Regions from separate parts of the Homo sapiens genome. Here regions 1 and 3 are each linked to region 2. A link is a loop called in an ENCODE intact Hi-C map of the cell type or tissue named here. Cell type or tissue: prostate gland. All regions are shown on one strand.

The links. Peaks named below come from ENCODE experiments on the same cell type or tissue, not always from the same donor. Only the 100,000 strongest peaks of a DNase experiment are listed, where the experiment ranks them.
Region 1: a loop joins it to region 2, with 3 times the contacts of the local background. A loop is called at or near these places in 3 of 110 quality-filtered maps.
Region 3: it touches region 2 in a loop (4-fold over the local background); 3 of 110 quality-filtered maps call a loop at or near these places.

What each region holds. Positions count from the first base shown.
Region 1 is chr10:76,069,002-76,077,001 of GRCh38, forward strand. All of the region lies in intron 5 of LRMDA (leucine rich melanocyte differentiation associated), which reads left to right. Among named protein-coding and RNA genes, the nearest start is that of MIR606, 520 kb to the left of the region's middle. In prostate gland, no CTCF peak of the experiment used is centred here; a DNase peak (open chromatin) is centred at 3,600; H3K27ac peaks cover 2,609 bases.
Region 2 is chr10:75,658,688-75,666,687 of GRCh38, forward strand. The region is part of intron 2 of LRMDA (leucine rich melanocyte differentiation associated); the gene reads left to right. Among named protein-coding and RNA genes, the nearest start is that of MIR606, 110 kb to the left of the region's middle. In prostate gland, no CTCF peak of the experiment used is centred here; DNase peaks (open chromatin) are centred at 4,254 and 5,454; H3K27ac peaks cover 1,583 bases.
Region 3 is chr10:76,082,484-76,090,483 of GRCh38, forward strand. The region is part of intron 5 of LRMDA (leucine rich melanocyte differentiation associated); the gene reads left to right. Among named protein-coding and RNA genes, the nearest start is that of MIR606, 530 kb to the left of the region's middle. RefSeq lists enhancers at 1-459, 1,039-1,616. In prostate gland, a CTCF peak has its summit at 4,688; a DNase peak (open chromatin) is centred at 4,638; H3K27ac peaks cover 1,646 bases.

The sequences.
Region 1 (8,000 bases), 410 kb after region 2:
TTCTTTCCTGTTTCCCCAGAGAGCCTGTTTCTCCTCACCAACACCTCTAGAACATCCAAGTTCCCAGACAGCTGTTGGATCCGGCTTGAGAGTCTGCTACAACCCTCTGGGAGGTGTGTTTTTGCCTAGAAGTTGTTTTGCCCACCTGTGGTCACCATAGCTTCCTTCTGGGGCCTGTATACACACTCAGATTCCAAATGCATCTTCTTTGTCACTCTGACCAGCAGAAGTGCCATTTCACAAGCATGATGGGGAAGGCTTGTCCTTGGGGTCACTGAAGGCTGGTGCTACAATTAGCCCTTCTGTTTGCTTTTCTGCTCCTTACAGTAGAGTGTCTTAGATGAACAGACAGGGCTCCATCAATAATGCACAGATGCTCTGTAATTGGGACTTCCTTTGATGTTAATTTAGCTAAGTTCAACGCCATTGTCAGTGATAGCAATTACGTGCAGCCTTTTCACCAAGGACATTTTAGGATAATTTTATTTTTCATGTGCATTTTAAAATATGGCAGTAAATTTTGAGCTACATTACCTGAATTAGAACTCATTATTTATTTTCAACAGTGAACTAATACTCTGTCTAGGCTCCAAAGCTGTCTTTTTTTTTTTTTTCTTTTTTGAAGTGGGGGATATGTACTGGGGCTTCTACTTTATGCAGTTTTTAACTCTTGAGTGAAATTTAGAAGTGAGTCACCTCTTCTTTTTTTGTTGAGCATTTTGAATTGTCACAGAGGCTATCTGGCTCGGTGACCTGTCACGTATTTTTGTTGGGCCCATTTTTATTCACTCCTCCCCCATTCCACAGCCTTTACTTTTGTTCTTGACACAATTTAAGGAGTTGCCTCCAGCTGTTTTTCTGGGGAGGTTTTAAGTCTGAATTTATTGTAGCTGTTGAGTTCCATGGAAAACCTGCAATTCTTAATTTGTTCATGAGCTGTTGTTGGATTTGCTGCTCCATTTGGGGACTGGGCCCACTCCAAGTTTCAGGGTAATGTTTAGGTTTGGATTAAAGGCTGGACTTCTACCTCCTGTTATTGGTTGCCTTATTAAAATGGGGAATGTAATGCCTTCCAAGTCTGTTGGGGGATTAAATGAGATAATCTGTGGCAGGAGCTAATGCAGGCTCTGGTCTAAAGCATCAGTAGCAGCTAGTGTTCTTAGTCATGTAATTTCAACTTACAAGGACTCTTTTTGTGGCACTGCTGTGTCATCAAGATGTGTGGGTGAATGTGAGGAAGGTAATTTTGGCTTGAGATGCTGGGGGGCAGGTACCTAAGTCAGCTTGGGATACCATAACAAAATGCCATTGACTAGATGTCTTAAACAACAGAAATGCATTTTCTTGCAGTTCTGAAGTCCAGAAGTTCAAGGTCAGGGTGCCAGCATGGTTGGGTTCAGGTGTGGGCTCTCTTCCTGGCTTGTAGATGGCTACCTTCTCACTGCACTCTCCACTCATGGTGGAGAAAGTAAAGAAAGAGAAGGAGATCTCTCCGTCTTCTGATGAAACCACAGTCCTATTGGATTAGGGTCTCATTTAACCTTAATTACCTCCTAAAGATATTGTCTCCAGGTAGAGTCCCATTGCAGGGTAGAGCTTGAACGTGTGAATTTGGGGGTACGCATTCAGTCCACAGCAGGGGGCATTGCCCCTCTATTTCTGGTGGCTTAACTAAGTTTTCTGGAATTTATCCTTAAATGAAATACTTCTGCTCTTCTGAGACATCTACTTCCTAGTAAGAGTAAAATACCTAAAAGAAAGGAATGTGAGAGGGGAAAGAAGGCCTCACATTCATCCTGGGGAGGTCCAGGCTCCTGAGCTTGGGCATCTCCTCAGCCACCGCACGAGACCCTTTTGTTCTTGTGGGAATGGTAGAGGGAAGCAGTAGGGCAGGTGAAGGCATGGGAGGAGTAAGCATGGCGTGGGGGACGGGAGGCTCCTTGCCACTGATGGAGCCAGGAGCATGAAGGTGCAGCTGCCCTCTGGACAGCTGTGGAGGAGAGAGGTCTCCATACAGGACCAATGCGGGAAAGGATGCCTGGTGCAGAAGTGAGCCCTTAAGCTCTTTCATTTGAGTGACCTCGCACTCAACTCTCTTAATCCTCCTCTAATTCCCTTGGCGAATCTGGAAATGAAGGCTGATGTTTAGATCCTAGAATTTGTCATTGGAATCAGGCCCCTCTGCCCCCAGAGTGAAATGAAAAAACTGGGGAATGAAATTTGGGAGCTTGTTACACATGTCCAAAGAATATTATCCCATCATCAGAAGGGTTTTGAAACCCAAGATTGAGATATTGGCTCTTTAGACAATTAGAAAACAGCCAAGTACTGTATTATGAAACAAACAAACAAAAAAATCTGTTCAGTTTAATGCTAGAAAAAGAGAAAGAGAGGTTCTAACTTCTGTACTCATTCTAATTTTTAGTCATGGGATGTTTTGGAGAAGATTAGATTACAAAATATTTTTTTCTTCTTTGTGTTCAGAAAAGCCTCAATACCAACTTGCAGCCTCTACACTTTTAGATGCCAGAGGCCTAAGCTGAAAATATGAATTGTGTTTGCTTAGGTAAAAATGAACAGGGCGAGTAAGCGGAATAAAGAATAAAAAGCTTTTCCTTCTTTGCTTTCCCTCCCCTCTTCCTTTGCACATTATATGACTAAATGTGCAACTTTGTTCACATAACTGCTACAAACAGTTCACTGTGTAGGCCAAACGCTCTCTTATGCAGTAAAATTAAGAAATAATATGCTTTGAAAGTGATTTATGAGTGTGGTTAAACTGCCAGATTTACAAAGAAATAGTTCAGATCTTGGGAAGCCTCAGGAGTCACGTCAAAAATGAATTTGACCATGATTTAAACTGCTACTTTTCTTACATGACATTTAATATGTGTACTTTGGAGGCCCATATGTCTTTAATAAAATAGCATTAAGTTTTAAATATGATATGAATGCAGCCAGTTTCTAAATTCATAACCTTTTCCACAACTCCAAAATGCTAACCAATAAGGGAGTCATACACGCAATAAAACATAAACCTTAGAAAATAGCTTTTTATTAAAATGGTTAGACAGTTGGCAGCTGGGTTGCAATGTAATAAATACTTACAGCATTGTGGGTTTATCAGACGTTGTTTACCCTGCAAGCAACTGGGACCAGACAACTAATTATAGCCCCTGCCACAAGAGCAGTTCAAGCTGAGTCCCCCTGAGTATATCGAAGATGCAGGATAGTTTGTGTTGAGGGCCCTGGACAGGGAGTCCAGAGATTTGGGCTCTAATCCCTCTCCACCACTTAAAGGGGTGTGACCTTGGGCAAGTCCCTCCATTTTTCCAACTTCTCCAATCTGTGTCACAGAGATAATAATGCCTGGCAGGCAGTTCTGCAGTGCTGATAGATAAGAAACATCTGACACCAGTGCTTGGCACATAGTAGGTGCTCAGTAAAGAGAAACAATTCTTTTTAAAAACAGCCTTTAATTAAAAAAAAAAGTATTTTAGGCTAGACCTTCATGTCATTCTAGCAGTGATGTTTTATGATGACTCTAGGTTGGCCCCAAGAGAAGTTTAACCACTTAGCCAGAGATCAGTGTAAACATCATGAAAAATGAACATGGAGCTCCTTGTCTCTCTCACCTCTTGAAGGAACAAGCATGGGAGAATGGCAGAAGGACATATTTGGTTCAGGGGGAATGGGAGTGTCCTGGTGGCCACTGCTACTTTCCTGTTCCCAGAGATGAAAGGGAGGTGTGCAACACTGTTCCTTCTTGCCTTTGGCTTTCCCATTCATAGTGAAGGTGACTTATCTTTGTAAACTGCTCTTTATCACAGCCTAAGGTCTTTGAGTACTTCTGCTGCTGCTGTGTGTGAATGCATCTGCAGACCTTTCTGTGGAGTAGTCTTGAAGTAGGCCTTCCAGTCTCCATGTTTCCAGATGCATAGGAACAGCTGGTGTTTCCAGCATCGCAGATGAAACAGCCAGTCTGGCAGTGGTCTGATTGTGTTTGTCCATGCAACCAAATCTTACCACCCCCCACAAACCTCCTTAGCAGGGAATTCCTGAATTCCCTAAAATGGAAGTTGTACATTATATTTGAGCCTAGATTTTGAATCTCAGGGCACAGACATATGTGTGGTTATCAAAGATGAAAAGACCAAGGAACCACTTCATTTTGTTTTGTTTTGTGTTGTTTTTATATTTTTTAACAATGTTATGGTTTCATTAAGGGAAATTAACAAAGAAAATCCTTCAACTCTATTCCCTATATGTGACTCTATGACACATGTAGGGAATATGTGTGTTCCCTTCCAAACCGTATCCTTTTCTAAATGTGTTTAGAAATCCTTTTCTAAATGTGTTCTTGATGTGTTTAATGTTTTACTTTTTACTTAAAATTTTTATTACTTATTTTGTATTCCTCAAATATATTCTTTCTATGGACTGTATAATTCTCTATCAAGTTGACCTAAGTACTATTAGTTACCAAACCATTTTCCCACCGTTCCTGGATTTTAACCTTATGTATAAAATACTGCTAGTTGTATGTATGTGCAGGGTATGTGTGTGTGTGTATGTGTGTTTCCTTTAAATTACTTCCTTAGGATAATTTTTCATGGCTGGGCTTATTGGGTCACAAGGTGTGGGCACACAAGCGGTTTTAGGCTCTGCCTAAGGATTCCAGGGTGCCATTTTTCAAGTTGGCAGCCTATCTTGGCTGAGTCATTGCACCTACCCAGGCTAGAGGGAATGTAGGTCAAAAGGAACACTTAACATTTCCAAGACCTTCTTTGGAAATGAGTTTCCTAGAGTCTTATTGGTGGGTATGGTTCTAGAAGCAAGGCTTAGATTCTGTACAAAGCATGCATTGACCTGCTAAGTTGTAGTCCTAGGGAATTACGGGTTCCCTAGAGCATCCTGAAAATTATTAGTGGCACGAAGTCCTGATCAGTGTGAATGTGCCTTCAGACTGTAAGCCAAATCTTTGCATAATACCAATCATTCTACCTATAAAAGCACAAATATGTTATTGTTCTCAATAGCCAATTTAATGCGGCTTTGGGGAGGAAAAAAAGAGAAAAGAAGATTACAAGCTGGCTGATCTTGCTTTTATTTCTCTTAAATCTATCCACACTTCTCAGGGGTTATACTTGTTTAAAGATTGTATGCAACTGTGCAGTCTGTGTGATTTGGAAAGCAAATCAAACTAAATATGAAGTTTTCAGCATGTGCTGTTTTTAAAGGATTTCATGCATTTATTCCAAATATACATTTCTTCCCAAGTAGCACTAAACCTATAATCTTTTTCTTGTTACATTTGTTTTTCGGGGGGTGGGAGGCCAAGAGGGTGACTTAGCTTTGGAGTGGAAGGTTCCTATTAACATCTACCTCCTTCTTGTGCAGCATTATTCACAGCAGAGCTATTAAGGCTAATTATTTTCAGGTTTCTATCAAAGGGGGATATTTGAGCTGACAAAAAAATGCATTTATTGGGAAGACAAATGGCCTGTTTAAATAAGAAAGGGACCATTATCATCTACAGCTTCCACCCCCCTCCCAGTTATTAGCCTATATAGGGAGGAGGAACCAGAGACCCATGGGAGACTGTAAGTCAGAGGAGGTTCTGGGGGACCGTGCTCACTAAAATGCCTGGAACCCCAAGAAGGGAAGTAGATTTTCCTATCATGTCTGTAGCCCACCTGAATTGTTCATTGACTTTGGAGCTGGTGTCAGCCTGTCATTTTTTTTTCCTCCTAGGTGAAATTCATTGACCCTTGATGTGTTATGGAAAGAATATTGGTTGAGGAGCTACATGTATTAGTCAGGGGAAACTAACTGCTGTAACAAACAGTCCCAGATCCCGGTGGTTTAGTCAGTCTCCATTCACTGATAACTCCTTGATGGAGAGTGAGGAGTGTCCAGGGACCTAGGCTTCTTCCATGCAATGGCTCTGCATTTTTCTTGGGCCTTGAGTCCTTCCTGGGTTCAGCCCATGGATGGAGCAAGCATGAGAACATGGAGGATTGAACAGGAGGATCCACAGTCTGGGTTTTTGGGTGGCACACATCACTTCTGCCCATTGGCCAAAACTCAGGCATATGAACATTCATAACTGCAAAAAAGCCTGGGAAATGCGGACATTGTGCACTGACCTGTGTCCGCTCAAAACTCATATGTTGATGCCCTCACCTCAGATTGTGACTGCATTTGGAAGTAGAGAGCCTTTAAAGAGGTAATTTAGTTAAAATGAGACTGTTAAGGTGGGCCCTAATCCATCTGGCTGTTTCCCTTATAAGAAGAGGAGATTAAGACATGCAAAGAGGCATCAGGGGTGCCCATGCACAGAGAGATGACCAAGTAAAGAGGCAGCAAGAGAGTTGCCCTGTGCAAGCCAAGGAGAGAGGTCTCAGGAGAAACCAGCCCTGTGGGCACCTTGATCTTGGACTTCCAGACTCCAGAACTATAAGAAAAGAAAGGTCTGTTATTTAAGCCACCCAATCAATGATATTTTGTATTTCAGCCCTGGAAAACTAATACAGCAGCTCAAATGAGTGCTCCAAAACAAAAGTCAGTGTATTTGGTAAACATTGAGCCAGCATCTACCATACTGAGCACTTGTGTTTTGGCCCCACTGCAATAGTCAGCTACTGTAAACCCTTGGGCAAGTCTAGTTTGTCCTCCAGGGCTCAGATTGCTCATCTGTAAAATGGGTACAGTGATGCAGATGAACTCTGAGGGTCTCCCTATGGTTTTGTGACCTGGATGGTGCACAGTCCCTCAGCTGGCATCTTGGTCAGGTAGGGGTCCAGTATCTGGCCTACTGTGGTGGTACACTGAAGGACCCAGATTTTAGGGTTCAACCTGGATTCAAATCCCCACTCTCCCATTGGCTATGGGATTTTGAGTAAATGAGTGTCTGCCTTAGTTACCTCATCTTTAAAATGAGGTTAATAAAAATAAATACCTGAAAGTGTTGCTGGATTAAGGGATTAAAGGAAATAATGAATATACTGTAAAGTACTTATTCCAGGGCTTCGTGCCCAATAAAGACTTAATAACTTTGGGCTGGGCGCGGTGGCTCATGCCTGTAATCCCAGCACTTTGGGAGGCCGAGGTGGGTGGGTCACGAGGTCGGGAGATCAAGACCATCCTGGCTAACACGGTGAAAACCCGTCTCTACTAAAAATACATAAAATTAGCTGGACGTGGTGGCGGGTGCCTGTAGTCCCAGCTACTTGGGAGGCTGAGGCAGGAGAATGGCGTGAACCCAGGAGGCGGAGCTTGCAATGAGCCGAGACCGCCATGCCACTGCACTCCAGCCTGGGCGACAGAGCGAGACTCCATCTCAAAAAAAAAAAAAAAAAAAAAAAGACTTAACAACTTTGTATCTCCTCCTCTCTCTTTCTCTTTCTTCTTTTTTGCCTTTTAATTTTTCTGCATATTTTGTAATTATTTTCATGTAAGCATCCTGAATGTGAAGATAGAGAGTGGGAAGCATTGTCACGCACGTGATCTCATTTTATCCTCATGAGAGGATAAGACAGATGAAGTGGAGCCTTATTTTACAAATAAAGAGCACTAAGATGGGGGAGTTGTGGGATTCACTGACAATTCCAGAGAAAAGTGAAAGTGAGATCGAACTTGGGCCTCCTCTTGGCCCAGTGCTGTGTTGTTACATGATCTCTAACCTGGCCATTCTGGGTATTTCAGGGCTCAGGAGATGACATGATTCAGGAAAGGAGAGCTGGAGTCATCAACCAATGCCAGGTCCCTAAAGTTCCCTCAGGAAGCACAAAATGGAAATGGCAGCTCTTTCAAGGGTCGGGCAGACAACAAACAAATATGTTGCATTTATAGCCAGGAATAGAAAGAACATGGTTAACCTCCAAAAGTTCCTGAATCCATCTGATGAAGATGATGTTGACTTGACCTAGTTTGGGACCAGGGTTTACTTTTCTTTGTGCTCCACGTTACCTGGACTTCTCCACACTTCTGAGAGTCAG
Region 2 (8,000 bases):
AAAATGCTGAGTCAGAATCACTAAGATGATGTTCAGTATAAGAGAAAAAATAAAAGGTTTGAGGTGTGAGACCAAACATTGTGGTGATAATAGAATTTTCACTGGGGGAAATGTAGGGTCCTCCTCTATTTTGGTGGGTGGAGGTAAAGAAGAGAATACAGTCAGCCACCTGTTTTTAAGGCCATGTGCCTACCTAAGTGCAGGGGCCACTGCCCCTGTCCTTCCCAGTCCTGGGGCATTCAAGCTGAGTGCTGTGGGCTCAGGTTTGGAGCCCAATCATTTGGGCTCCAAATTCTGTAAGGTGGCTGGAGAAGCTTGATGGGCCTGGCCCCACCGGCAGGAGATGAGGTAGATGGCCCCTGGGACCAGCTGAGAAGGGCAAACACAGACCTGGCTCTTTGCTGAGGCCAGCCTGGGGAGACGCATGGCACATTGCCGACACAAAGTGCACGTCTGCCCCTGCTCAAGGGCAAGAGTCATCCAGGTGTGTCAACTCATGGTGCCTCTTAGGGAGTTCAAGAACCGAAATTCAGGAGAGGCACTCTCAGTTTACGTTACTTTCTTCATCAAGGTTGGCAAGTGTCTTTCCAGTTTTTGCTTAAAACCCAGCTTTCTTCCCTTCCCTTTGTTTTCTCCCCTTCTCTCTGTCTTCCTGCCTCCCTCCCTTTCCTCTCTTTTTTTTTCTTTCTTCCCCAGCTTTATTTGAGGTGGAATTGGCAAATAAAAACTGTGTATATTCAAGACACACAACATGATGATTTGATATACATATACATTGTGAAATGATTGGAGATTCTGCCATTTGCGACAACACAGATGAACCTGGAGGACATTATACCAAGTAAAACAAGCCAGACACTGAAAGACTGTATTATCTCACTTATATGTGTAATCTAAAAGAGTCAAACTCCCAGAAGCAGGGAATAGAAATGTGGTCACCAGGGACTGGGAGGTGGGGGAAATGGGCAACTGTTGGTCAAAGGATACAAACTTTCAGTTATAAGATGAGTAAGTTCTGAGGATCTAATATACAGCATGGTGACCATAGTTATAACACTGTATTGTACACTTGAGATTTGCTAAGAGAGTAGATCTTAAGTGTCTCCCCCTCCTTCTCTTTAATCTGTCACTTCCTTTCTTTCTTTTTCTCCATCTCCTTTTTTCTTCTTTCTCTTTTCAACAAAGAGGGAGAAAACCAAGGCTTCCTCCTCCATCATTGCCCTATGATTTTTTTGCTCTTCACTAAGTGAGATGCATATACCTTACTCTTGATCCTAGGAGGAACTTTTTGTTTTCCTAAGTCATAGGCGACTTTCTCTTTCTCCCTCTTTCTCTCCCCATCCCCATAGGAATGTGTGTGTCTGGGTGTCTCTGTCTTTCTCCCTCTCTCTCTCTCTTTACACACACACAGGCACACACACACTATCTTGAAGGTACAGGATACACCTTTTGTGTTCCATTTATTGTAAAATATTGCACACATCTGTAATTATATTACTCTTAAAATAAAGCCTTCATCTACTCTTAACATCTTTTGATGTCCCTTCCCTGCTGACTCTATTTTTTCTTGTTCCCACTTTACGTTAATGTGAAGAGACAGTTGAGTAAATGCACAATGAACTTCAAAACCTAGTAATTGTTTTTCAGAAAGAATGAAACTTGCGAATTAGATATGGATTGTAAAAGAACACCAGGGCTGATTAGTGTTTGTGAGGGGCGCCTGCCGGACGGCTCTGACACCTGCCTGCCAGCACTCTCCAGAAATGCCACCATTGATGCCTCTGTTCTGCCCATCACAGGACGGGGGGAGAAGTGCTGGGTGGGAGTTAAAAGGCTCCGCAGTGAACCACCTTGTCAGACTCACCAATTCATGGGACGCCTGACATGAAAGGCAGCGAGAAACAAAGATGAGTTGCAGCCACTTTACAAGCAAACTCTAGTTATCTGTAAAAATAAAATAAAATAATAAGGTTTTTCAAAAACAGAGAATGAATGAGCATTGAAGGTGTTCACCATGTTTTTTTTTTTTAAGGTTGTGGAGATAATGAGTTTTTTGAGACTTGGGGGAGGAAAAGAATTCACAAGCCAAGTTTCAAGCTGCTGAAAAATTGCTTTTAGGAAAGAAAAAAACCCTTTTCCATGCTAACCATCTGCTTGCATCTTGTTTACTGCCCAGAGTGCCAGTTTGTGCTTATTAATCATGCTTACACAAGTATCTTAATTACTCCCTATGTAGCTGCTCTGTCTTGAACTCAGAAGTTGACCTTTCTCTTTTTATTCCTTTAAATCATTAATCATACACAATCAACGCCAGCGGGACAGAGCCACAGAGAAGGCTACCCAGATTCTCACACCTCACGCCAGTCCCAGGCAGACAGGGAATGCCAGAGTGACTGCTTTGCCAGCAGCCAGGCGGATCTTAATTAATGACTCTGCTGTGTTGAGGCACACGGGCTGGGGGAGGCCCTTCCTGCCACCGCCCCTCCGTGCTTCCTCCAGTTGCTGCCTGGTTTGAGGAATGACTGCTTTACTCTGCTGAAACCCAGAAAGGCCTCTGCTAGGGTTTTACAGACCTGCACGCCTCGACTCTCGAAGGATCCCAACAGAGGCTGAGGGAACTTCTCAGAGAAGATACTATTTCTTGCCGTGAGTGGGAGTTTGTACCAGACCAGTTCTTCTCACGATTTGCCATGCACGTTTATCTGGTGGGGATCCTGCTAAAATGTAGATTTCTGATTCAGGAGGTCTGGCTGGGACTTGAGAATCTACATCTCTAAAAAGCTACCAAGCAATGCCAATGCTGCTGGTCCAGGGACCGTACTTTGAGTAGCAAGGAGCTAGTTGGTTGATGAGAACCAAGGTCCTCCCTCCAAGCCTGGAGATGTGATAAGAGAGTGTCACCTCTATGAATGTGAGATATATATATTTTTTTCTTTGGCTAGATGAGCAATATTTTGGTAATTTGGAAGGTAATTTTCAGGCAGGTGATATATACACATGAACAAGTGTGGCACCCTTATCCAGGCAAAAGAAACACACATGATGTACAGATTGGCCTTTCCTATGGAGGGAAGAGTGAAATTGAGACTTTAAAGACCCCTTTCATTGAACTTTGTAAAAAGTTGCTTAAAACAGCTGAAAAAATTCTACTCCAAAAAAATGGAGTGCTCAAAACTAAAATAATAATAATGATAATAATAAAATGGATTGAGGCTTGGGTTTCATAAGGCTGTTTCTCAGTTCCAGTATACCAGACAAATTACAGCCTGTGAAAGTAATTTTGTTTCCCCCTACCCTGTACTTTCAGCCTCCTAAGTAGGATAGGAAACCTGGAGATAAGAAACAGAAGGAAAAATGTAAACTGAGGACCTTTTCTTTTGGCCAAATTGAATGTTCTACTTTTAAAGGGGAGGAATTTAGCTGCTTTTTTTTTTTCTGCCAAAATTGCTTGAGTTTTCCATTCATTGTCATTCATTTTACATTTCAAAGTGCAAACTGCAAAGTGTAAAGTTGTATGGTGGTAATACACACAGTAGAATTTTGGTTGACACTTCCAGCTCTGATGAAGTAGAGATGAAATAAATCTGAAACACATCTAAATAGGCTTGGGGTTTGCATTCTATCCCATCTAAGGGAAGCTGAGTAGATCATAGACGGATGCTACTACAGGTTTCGTTATTGGTAATCCTTCGGAAAGCGACACGGAAACACATTAGAACTAACCTCCACTGCCTTCCATTTCATCTAAACAGTGGGGTGAGGGTCTGGGTGGGAAGGAATTTTATTGAAAACAAAGTCTGAAGTAAAAGCAACAAATCTTTACTAGTGAAAAGTCACCTAATTAATTTAGATAAAAACTTTATCATCCCACATGCAAAAAGAATATGTGGTTTTCCGGCTTTGTTATTTACATTAAAAATTACTTGTTCATGAAGTTAAAAAAGCGCAATTACCCTGAATGAGGTGAATTAAGAAAATATTTCATCAGTGTAGCTTGTCTTTTCAACTGGCTGCCTTTTTGGAGTCTCTTGTTGATTTATGAAGTGAAAATTCTGTCTTGTCTTTGGTGAGGACGTTCTGTAGCCTTCCTACATAGTTTTGGTATTTGGGTATGCACATGTTTTTGGCAGCCTGGAGAATATCCTGGCTGCAGTGACAGAAAGACATAACTCACTTTTCGTTTGGTAAAGGAGTAATTAATTTGAACTTCTGGACATGAAGCATTTGAGAGCTGGAACTGGGTGCCTTGCGTAACCATGGTCTGCTGTTAAACTCTTTATAGAAGACTCTTCTTGTTCTTGGAACTTTGTCTGGACTTCAGAGCAGGCTGATTTAAGTGTTGAGAGCCTGGTCTGGCAAGAGTTGTGTTTATGCTTTTCTCTCTGAAGGCCATGGATCTGACCCCTCCAAGGAAGCCAAGCTATTTTTAGGGAAAGTCTAGAGTAGAGTGGCATTTTCTGGGAGAATCTGTGGCATTTTTTGTAGAGGACTCTTAGGGCAGGGATTGGGATGGGGCTGAAGACCCCTATGTCTGCCAGCAGCTTCTCCTCCTCCCCGCCCTTAATGGGCCAAGGCTGTACTTCTGTTAGTGGATTCCATATTTGCTATGGTGGAAGACTGGCCTGTGAGACTTTCCTATAGGAAGTATATGGAAGTCCTCTGTCTAGCAAAGGATTCTCTGATTACCAATGTCTAATTTAACCAGTCTGAGGTGGGAGCCTGGGAAATCTGTAGTTTCTAAAGCTTCCCAAGTCATTCTAATGTTCATCCAGGGTTGAGAACCCCAATATAAGGCCTCGAGTGTGTTCTTATCTTGGTCCATTTCATTCTCCAGCTTCTGCAGATCTCCAGAACTCTCTCAGTTCAGACTGTTATGTTGAAGCCCTGGAGATAAAGGGATGACCTGAGCAGGGTGTCTGCCTTTCAGATACCCACAGTCTACAGAGAAGGGTTATCTGTAGCACCAGCTCACCCTCTCTGGTTCTGACTTGGCCTTCATTGTCCAGTCTTTGGGCTTTTTGTCCTGGTTCTTTTCTGTTACTTGGTCTGCCATCTAGCACTTGCCTGAGCTTCCTAATGTGTGTATTCCCTATGTAGATCTAACTCTGGGCTTAGTTTAGACCCCTATTCCCAACAGCATGGTGTTATAGGAATCCTAAAATGGATGGGTTCCATGGCGAGGACTGCTGGGGAGCCCCACGTCAAACAAAATTCAACACTTGTCTTGACTATAGGGCTCCTTAGAATATACTCAGGGGCCCATGTGTGTCTTTAAGAGGAGAGTAGGGTATACAGTCTTTCCTATCTGTCTCTTCTCAGGAACTCTATCAGGGACCCTCCTGTGGATATCGAATAGTCCGTAAAGTTTACTTTGGCCAGTACTGTTCTAACCTCTGGGAATTGGTCCAGCCTCCACTCTAGAAAATGTAGCTGTTTTTATCCTTGGTCTAGATCGCTGACTCATGTGTTCTGTCTCTGGGCTGACTGGCTCCTCTTTCTCAACCAGTCCTGCCTGTCTCTCCCTGGAATCCAAAACTGTGTGCCACTTACCTTTCATACAATGACAAACCCAAGTGACAGAAATCTCTCCATTTCCTTCCTTGCAGAGTCAGGCAGTGGCATCATTTATCTATTCACAATCCCTGTATTAGGTAGTAGAGAGGAAATGAATTCAGTTCTGCAAGAATTTATATTGACTACCAACTGTATGCCAGGCAATGGGCTTGGTGCCAGGGATACAAAGTTGGGTGATAGTCTGACTTTGCCTGGATTAACTCATGTTCTAAAAGAGCACACAGTGATCCTGAGCCCATATTATACTGTGTTCTATGATGGAGGAAGAGGAGTCAGGAGGGAAGGGGTTTAGGAGTCTCTAGGAGCTCCTGCTAAGGGCACTAACCCAGCTGGAGGGCATCAGGGAAGTCTACATGAAAAGGTGATTCCTAAGCTGGAGTTTGGAGGAAGAGTTGGAAAAGATGGGAGAAGGAAGTTTGTTCAGGGTGAAGGAATACAATGATTAAAGGCAAAAATGCCTGAAACACTGTGGCAGGATGAAAAAGATTGAAGGCATGGTATCTGATTGTGAAGAAACAGGATGTACACATTGAAATCTACCTGAATATCTGGAAAAAGTAATTCAACCATAAATGCTTAGAGTGTCCACTGCATATAGAATTTTTGAGGAGAGATGTGATAAAGGAACCACTAGAAGAGAAAGTAAGGAAATGGAGAAGCCAGACAGACCCAGCACCTGTTGGGGATTTAGATACTATTTTCAATCTCCAGATGTGGAAATTGAGACTCAGAAGAGGTTCAGTGACTTTCCCTGGCCCATCCAACTACTACTTACTGGAGCTGGGATTTGAACTTTGGTCTGGATTTATTAAAGAAGCCTCCATAGAAGAAATAATTTTTGCACTGGAGTTTGACAGAGGGGAGGAGCCTGCAGATTTTTATCTGGCACCTGATGAAATAGTTTCTTCACATGCCACATCATCGTCCCTTAGCTTTCTGTTGTCAGCGGTAGAATTCTGGCCTTTTAGAATTTGAAGTGACTTTTCAGATCTCTTTACAGATGAGGAAACTGAAGCCTAGAGCAGACAGGCGATTTCCCCCACTGAGTAACTTGACAGGTGGGGCTGAAGCCTGGTGGGCTGATACAACACACCTTTATTCTTTTTACTCTGACATGACATTATATTGGTGGGAGATAATGTCCTCATTCATTATTGTTTGCCTCCAAATATCAATTGATTTTTAAATATTAGAACCATTGTAAGATATGGTGGTTAAAATGATAAGAACATGTGCACATGTACCCTAGAACTTAAAGTATAATAAAAAAAATGCTTTCAGCATCTTCATGAGAAATTGACCAAAATCCCAAAGTTCTGAAAACAAAACTTTAAAATGAATTTTCTCTATATTAGTTTAGAACAAAGTCTGACCTGAAGTGATGTGAAATTATAATCTTCATTCATCCCACTTAGTAATGTCAGGAAAAATTGTGAAAGAATTTGAAATTGGTGGAAAAGATTCCTGGATGTCTTGTCTAGTGCATCCTTCTAGCTTATCTATGCCTTACATTGTCTTTGAGTTATTTTACAAGTCTGTAAGTTGTAGGAAACTGATAATAATGCAAAAAAATTTTTGCCTCTAGAAATGCAAATGAATTGTGTGCCCTGTATTATGCAATTGTTTCTTGTCCTGTGGATACCAGCTTTATATCCATTTGTAAATTCACTTCAGTATTCCAGATGGCCTGTATATGTGTGTTACTTTGAATTCTTCTTTGAACTGATACAATGTCTTACTCTCTCATTAATTAAAAGATTCAGTAAAATCTTTTCATGTATTCATTTTACATTTATGTAAGAATTATGATTTTACCTGATTTAAAAAAATTTGACCCTTTAACAGCATGAAAATTCTTATCTTTCACTCTAGAAATATGAATACCTGCTAGGGATGTTAGCTCATATACTGTATAGTTATACAGTATATAAACTATATTACCTTTCTAAGATCTGAAAAAATATCTGAATTGCAGTATGTTTATATGACCACAGGAATTCAGACAAGAAATTATGTGCTTGTGATACATTACTCCTTGTACTATTGTTTTCTTAGTGTCAAGTCACTAACTGTGAACTAAATAGTTTGAAAAAAACAAAAGCTAATTCAAATGAAATTATATTTTAATTTTGAATTTTGTATATAGTTATACAGTATATAAACTATATTACCTTTCTAAGATCTGAAAAAATATCTGAATTGCAGTATGTTTATATGACCACAGGATTTCAGACAAGAAATTATGCGCTTGTGATACATTACTCCTTGTACTATTGCTTTCTTAGTGTCAAGTCACTAACTATGAACTAAATAGTTTGAAAAAAACAAAAGCTAATTCAAATGAAATTATATTTTAATTTTGAATTTTGGGGGCAAGAGAGAATTTATAAGTATAAGGACCATTTAATAAGAGTTCATTGTTTAGG
Region 3 (8,000 bases), 420 kb after region 2:
ACCTGTGACTCAAAGGAAATAAGTCTAGCATTTTCCATTAGATGTTTATTGCTCACCGAGAATTGGCTTAGAAACCTGTATTGAGTTGTTACAAGGAATAAAGCTGAATGAGATCAGACTTTGGAGAAATCAGAGAAATGTAAATTAATATAAGAATAAATGATCACCTTGTACCCATTAGGCTGGGATAATTGAAAAACCAGGTAATGGCAAACGTTAGTGGGATGTGGGGTTATAGGAACCCTCATGCCCTACTGGTAGAGTTACAGTAATTCTGGAGTACAGGCTGGCTTCATTGAGCTGAATTAATATACTCATATCCTGTGCCCAGCAAGTCCACTCTAAGATAAATATCCCGATGAAATTCTTGCATAGGTCCATAAGGAAGTTCGTAGGAGGATTTTCATTAATGTATTATTTGTAGTGGTAGAAAGTTGAAGCCAGCTTTGAGTTGAAGGAAATTCCAGGAGATTGGAAGGTAGAATGTGGTAGATGCCTTGGAGTACTGAGCAACAATTAGAAGCAGGGATTCAGTGGATGCATGGCAACATGACCTAGATTGCATTGACTACATGTGCTTGTTTCCTGTGCTTTTGATAAACTGACATCTGGGGCTGGGCTAACCAGGGAAAGACTGTCCTTCCCAGGGCTAGCCAATTCTTAGAGATTGCAAATGACTCACTTAGAGGTGTGCCTTTGATATGCAAAGGAACAAATCCAGAGCCCCTGCTGTGAACCACTTCCTCTCTCTGGCTCCTACACTCTAGGAGACAGAATTCCTCTGCCCTAATCATCCCAGGACCAGTCAAGACAGCCAGTCCTACTTCTGCTTACCTTGCCTGGCCCATCTCGTCCCAGAACCACCACAGTCAAGACTTTACTGCCTCCTTCTGCCTTGTTGCCTACCCAGATGCTTCCATGTGGGGCCCTGTGTAACATGGCATGCCCCCTCCTCTTGGGAACTAGAGTAAGCTATGTTTTCAATGGCAGTCATCCCCTGATCTGTTGGCCTCACCACACCTAAATAATTTTATAACATAGGTATAAAATAAAGTCACTTCATGGCTTGGCACAGTGGCTCACGCCTCTAATTCCAGCACTTTGGGAGGCCAAGGTGGGTGGATCACCTGAGATCAGGAGTTCGAGACCAGCCTGGCCAACATGGTGAAACCCCGTCTCTACTAAAAAAACAAACAAAAAATTAGCCAGATGTGGTGGCGTGAGCCTGTAATTCCAGCTACTCAGGAGGTTGAGGCAGGAGAATCACTTGAACCCGACAGGCGAAGGTTGCAGTGAGCTGAGATCGCGCCATTGCACTCCAGCCTGGGCAACAGAGCTAGACTGCATCTCAAAAAAAAAAAAAAAAAGGGGCTCTAGTGCATCTTGTGGGGAAGAAGTTGGTTGAACCTTGTTTAACCGTTTGTTTCCCAAGCTCATTTGACCATGAACCCTTCCTGGTAGCACCTACTTACTTAAATATGAAGCTTGGTGGTGAACCTCTCAGGGTACTTGAGCCTTTCTTTCTAGCAGAGGGCTTTGGGCTCCTGAGCAACATTCATGAACGGAGGAAGACTGTGTGGACAAGTGGCTAGGGAAAGGCACAACAATTTGTTGGAGAAGAAGCCATTAACTGAGATACCACCTCTTCCTTAGTATCCAAGGGACTTGGCTCAGTAGGAATATTATGTTTTTTCTTTTCTTTTCTTTTCTCTATTTATTTATTTATTTATTTGAGACGGAGTCTTGCTCTGTCACCCAGGCTGGAGTACAGTGGTGTGATCTTGGCTTACCACAACCTCTGCCTCCCGAGTTCAAGCAATTCTCCTGCCTCAGCCTCCCAGGTAGCTGGGGTTATGGGTATGTGCCACTGCGCCCAGCTAATTTTTTTTTTTTTTTTTTTTTTTTTTTTTTTGTAGAGTCAGGGTTTTACCATGTTGGCCAGGCTGGTCTTGAACTCCTGACCTCAAGTAATCTGCCCACCTTGGCCTCCCAAAGTACTGGGAATATAGGCGTGAGCCACTGTGCCCAGCCATATTATGTTTTTTCAAACCAGAAAGATATTTGGTTCAAGTCATAGTTTTCAATCATTGTGACCTTTGGCAAGTCCTTTGAATTCTTTTGGTTCAGTTTTCTCGTTGGCAAATGCAGCTTTGAAACTTAACTTCATAGGTTTATGTTGAAGGTTAAAAATGATATATGTAAAGTATCTGGCACTTAGTAGTAGGTTAGTAAAAATTAGCCACTGTTAAGACATTATTATCAAAATTATTAATATCTTCATTTGATCTTTTATGAGGACTAACAGTGAACCTATTCACAATTAGCCATGTGACTATAGAAGTGGCTTACTCAAGGTCACATTGCTCATTAATAGCAGGGGTGGGACTACAATTTACTTCTCTTAGGTCCTTGCTCAATGTCATCTTCATTACACTGGACCAAGGGTCCTTTTGCCTATTTCGTGACTGAAGGAACTCAGCACAAGCTCTTTCAGTGGACTGAATGGACCACTTCATTGCAGCACTGGAGAGAGATGCGGGATGGGATTCAGAGGGCCTGGGGTGCCACTGGGATTTTTGCTTCAGTTATACTCTGCATCCTTGTTAATAACCTAGAGAAGGTTGTAAAGAATATGCTCATTATATCTGTATTTTCCCCTAAATGGAGAGGTATTACAAACCCCACCAATGACAGAGACGTGACATAAAGGGACCTGGAGCTGTCAGGCATATGGACAGGAAATCACTAGATGAGATTCAGCTGCAATAAATGCATCCTAATACATCTGGGGACAAATAATCCGAAACACAGATATTCAATGGGAGGAAGATATTTGGAAAGCAGTAAATGCTGAAGGGGACCTGGGGGATACTGGACAGCAAATTAGATGTGGGTTTTCATTGTGTTAGGCCAACAGAAATTGGTAATGCAATCTTGCGCTGTATTTTCCAGCAGTCCCCTGGAGCAGCTGGGAGGAGAAAGCCTCTTTCACCAGCCAAGATCAAGTCTGCTCGCCCCACACACTCCTGAAGAATGGCCTGGCTGGGGCTGGGGTGGAGGGAGGGGTCGCTTTACTTTCCCCTGGCCCCTACCTCACAGGGATGGTGACTTTCCTTTCTCTAAGCCTTACCCTGACCCTGTGTCCTTGGAGAGTCGGTCTCTTTCCTGTCTCCCAGCGTCTTGCTGCAGAATGCTGTGGGATGTTGGTCTGCCTGGGACAGCCAAGGGAGGACAGTCCTGCCTGGAAAGTCCTGGTCTGCAGGGAAGACTTGGCCTCAGGTGTTTGTTTCCATGTAAGCTAAACATAGCCATCTTTTCTAGTGATCCTGGCTTCCTCCCCGCTCTCCCTCACACTCACACCCCCATCCTCTTCCTCATGAAGGATTTCACCTGCAGATAGCCTCTATAGACAGAGGAATATTTGACAAAACACAAGCATCTGCCCCAGCAGCTGTTCCCAGCAATGGGGATCAGTCACCAACTCCTCCCACCTCCTCCTTCTCATGCTTCACTCTTCTGCACCACCCCCCGCCCAATTTTATAGTCTTCTCAAGTTTAAAGACTTCCCTTGACATGCATAAAACCAAATTTCTCTTCTGGGGACCAGTGAACACATATTCTGATTTTTTTCTAGTTCCTCGCCTTACCCCATTCTCAGGAAAGCCCAGTTACTTCGTGAGTTCAGAGCACTTCCTTGCTGGGGCGCCTGCTAAGTGGGGTGAGTTTAACTGGAGCACCCCTCCCAACTTTTGGGAAAGAGTTCACTCTCACCAACCCATACTTTCTGCCTTTCCTTCTCTGGGATTGTCTTACCTCTGGAAATCCTTCAGGGACTTCTAGGGAATGGCTATGTCAATGGGGCTGGTAAAAAGCAGCTGTGGGCTGGTAAATGTCAGAAGCTGTTTGCAAGGCTGGGAAAATTCACTGTTTATTTCTTCAAACAAGCCCTAGTTTCCTCCACTGAGAATGTTCTTCATCAAACTCATCATTCAGGTTTGTATTCAGAGCAGTTTAGCTTAGGCATGCAATTGTCAGTCAACACTCGTAAGTAAGTGGCCAAGTTTAAAGTTACTCTTTGAATATTTCTATACACTCTATTCAGTAAGTGTTCACCAAGTCCCTTCTCTGTGGCTACCACACAGCTAAATACTCATGTGTATATGTGTGGGAGAGAGAGCGTTTTACTCTCGTGGAGGGGCCCGAATGAAAAAGGCATCACCGTGGAAGAACTTGAGCTTTCAGTCCTGATAGGTCATGGATATAAATGGATGGCAGCTGCTAGCACAGTGATTTATGAGTGATGCTCCCAGCCAAAGGAAGTCAGGCACATTCTAGAACTGCAGACCGCTGTGTACAGGGCATCTCAGTATATTTAGCAAAATGAGATTGCAAACCACAGAAAAAAGGGCTGAGTGGGTGGAGAGGAAGAACATTCTCTGGCCAGAAACTTGCTGAACTTTGAGGCCAGGGACCGGAGGCTTTGCAGAGGTGGGGAGAGACGTTCTTTGGCTTGTCCGACAGAAATAAATCACCACTGAGGAGATATACCAAAGGCCAATTATATGGAGTGTTTTCTTGGAAAATCATCTCCCAGACAGGCCCTGTAAATCATCCCCAGCATTGGCAGACATTCAGATCTGCCTGGTGGGGCGGGTGGCATGCCAGTGCACCCCAGTGTCAGGTAGAGGAATTACACAGGGGTAGTCTCGTTGTAGCAGGGAAAACAGAGGTCAGGTACTAGCTGTCTTCATCCGAGGAAGCAGTGTAGGGCAGAACTGTTTGTTCTGTCCTAGGAATTGTAGGGCCAAGGCTTTTGACCAGGTTTTGCCACTTACTTGTTCTGCGACTTTCAGATTCTCTACAAACAGAGTGGGGACTGGGTTATCTCTGAGGTTCCTAGAAGCCCTGACATTAATTTTATGCCTTTGTGTTCTCTATAACTTCTGCATAGCGTAAGCTTTTGCATACCACACCCTATGCTGGTAATTATCCCAAGAGAGACAAAAATTTCCATCTACCCAGCAAGGTTAGTCATACAGGATCATCTTGGGAGGGTGATTGGGGTCCCTCAAAGCCAGGTCCTCAGTGTAGCTGTAGAGAGAGATGGGAATTTAGCCTGGAGAATGAAGAGCTAAGGGGGATGCCAGAGGTACTGTGTTCAATATTGGAAGGGCTTCATGTGGAAGAGGGATCCGTGTCTGTTGTCCTACTCTGTAGGCCAAAAACAGGACCAATGAACTGCAAATAGAGGGGCCCAAAAGGAAGGAAAAGATAAACCAGCAATCATTATTCCATTGCTCAGTGACACAAACTTTGATTTCCTCAGTGTTTGAAAATATAGCAAGAACTCTTAACTGGCCAAATGTGGTGGCTCACACCTGTTATACCAGCACTTTGGGAGGCTAGAGTGGAAGGATTGCTTGAGCCTGGGAGTTCAAGACCAGCCTGGGCAACATGCAGACCCTGTCTCTACAAAACAAACAAACAAAAAATTATCTGGACAAGGTGTACCTATAGTCCCAGCTACTTGGGAGGCTCAGGTGGGAGTATCACTTGAACCCGGGAGGTTGAGGCTACAGTGAGCCGTGATTATACCACTGCACTCCAGCCTGGGTGACAGCAAGACACACAAAGTCTCACAGACACACAAAAAGAACTCTAACCATCAGAACTATCCAACAGTGGCACCTAAACCTGGCAGAGCGGAAAGTGATCCATCACTGCTGTAATCTAGCCGAGGCTGGGTGACAGTCATGGTCACAGCAGAGAGGACAGGATGCTCCTTTCTGCTCTATCTGTAACCATCTTCTGTCCCTGGAATGAGCTGAGTGAGGAATGCTCTCCCTCCTCTCCTCAAAGTATCTTCCTTGTCCCAGCAAAGCTTCATTCTTCCTATTGAGGAGGGGTTCATTTATCTCTAGGAGAGTTATCTTAAAATTTGTCTACTTTTTGGAGAAAATATATATTGAGACTTTGAGGGTGGGAATTTAATTGGTTGCCAATAAACAGGAAGGCCCCAAGGGAAAGAAATGAGAATTAGAAACTGACTCACAATATCTGGATGGGAAGCCAGGCAGGAGGGAAACTCAGGCTCTCGAAAGGGAAATCTGTTGGGCACCCAGCTTACTTCTTAATTACCTTTTTTGTTAATGGCCAGCCCATTCCTTATGGGTTTGTTGTTGGTGGGTTTACTTAAACCTTTTTGAAATATATTGGTTATTTTAGCTTGTACTGATTCTGGAGGCAATGAATCCACAAAGTTAATAAAATAATTCTTCCATCATCTTAAAATTATTTCTTCATTCAAGCTTCAAGATTTCCTTCTTCTTCCCATATTCTAGAATGAACAATTGTTTTTTCTTTATTTATCTTCTTTGTGATTCTATTGATTCTGTTGGGATCCCTTCTCAGTCTTTGACTTTCTTTCTAGACAAAGCCCTCCTAATTGTTCTCATTAGTTTGAGTATGACAATTCTGTCCGTGTGATTAATTCAACACACACCTAACATTTATTAAGTTCCTACTCTATGGAAGTCGTTGAGCGAGACACTGAGGCTAGAGGTGAAAAAGACACTTTTCTTGCCATTCTTTATACAGGATTGTAGCAGAACCAAATTAGTTGTAATGAATAGAGTGCTATGATACATGATGCAAACACTGGCCATTGTTCATGAGGTCACTTTCATCTACCTCCTGTGACAGATGAAATCACTGAGACTCTGAGAATTTCAGTGAATCACTCAAGTTCCTACAGCTGGTAAATGGCAGAGCTGGGGTCTGAATCCAGGGCTGTCTGACTCCAAAGCCTGCATCCTTTCCACTGTGCAACACTTCCCTTTGTTTGATTGTCGATGGAAATACAGAGAAACATGTGACTTAAGAATGAGTTGGGGAACTTAATTGCACTGGTGAAAAATGAAGACATTTTATAATAAAACACATAGGAAGATGAAGTAGAAAGTTTACCAGTGTCCTGGGATCCTCCGCAACCACTTTGAGGAGAATCTGAGCTCTTGGTATGCAGGCTTGGAATCATGGCTCTGTCTGGCGTTGGACATAAAATGGTAGACTTGATGCAGACTCCAGCTCAGTCATCCTTGTCTGTTATGCTTGGAGGCGACAGCTCTGCATGAACCCATTAACTCAGAGAGATTTCGGCAGAGCCTTTCCCTTCCCTGACCACTGGGCACGAGTGCACCACTCTGCTCTGAGCTGATCAGCTTTCCATATGCACGGAACAACCACAGCCTCCCTCCCCATCTTTCATCACCTAAATAAGGGCAGTTAATGTTTAAGAGTAGAGAATAGGGAACATAATGATGGATAAATTATAAGTTTGGGGATATGAAAAGTCAAACTGTGTAAATATGTATTTTAAACCACAAACAGAATGTTAATGCATCTTTCCCATTAACTCACTAACTGAAATTACAGAGTGTAACGTGAGCCAACGCCCACGGGTTGGTTATGATGTTTTCAGATTTAGAACAGCAAATGATAAATGCCCTTCTCTCAGACAAAGAAGCGATTGACACAGCTTTTCAATGTAGTCACTGGCAATGTCAGCAGTGGAAAATAAACTGAGCACCAGGAGGAGAGACGTCCTGAGATACCTGCGGAAAGTGGAGTGTGGGCTACTGTTAAGCACCTCCTGTATATGGGGGAATGTCTCAGGGGTCGGTGCAGCCCCTCCGAGCAGTGAGGACCCAGGCGCCATTGCCTGGACTGCCTTTCTGGATTAGAGGGAAGGCTTGTTTTCTCAAGCATCAGCTCTATCTTGCTCTGGGTTGGTGGGCAGCTGCCGTGAAGCCAGTTTCACTGTGGCTAGGTTTGGGTTGGGGATGTGTGGTTTTTGCATCAGCCATTTCATTGTTTGGTTGCTTATGGGCAGCAGTGTAAAAGAGAGGTTAAGAGGATGTGGAGAAATTAGAACCCTCGTGTGCTGTTGGTGGGAATGCAAAATGCTATGGAATAGTATGGTGGTTCCTCAAAAAAATTAA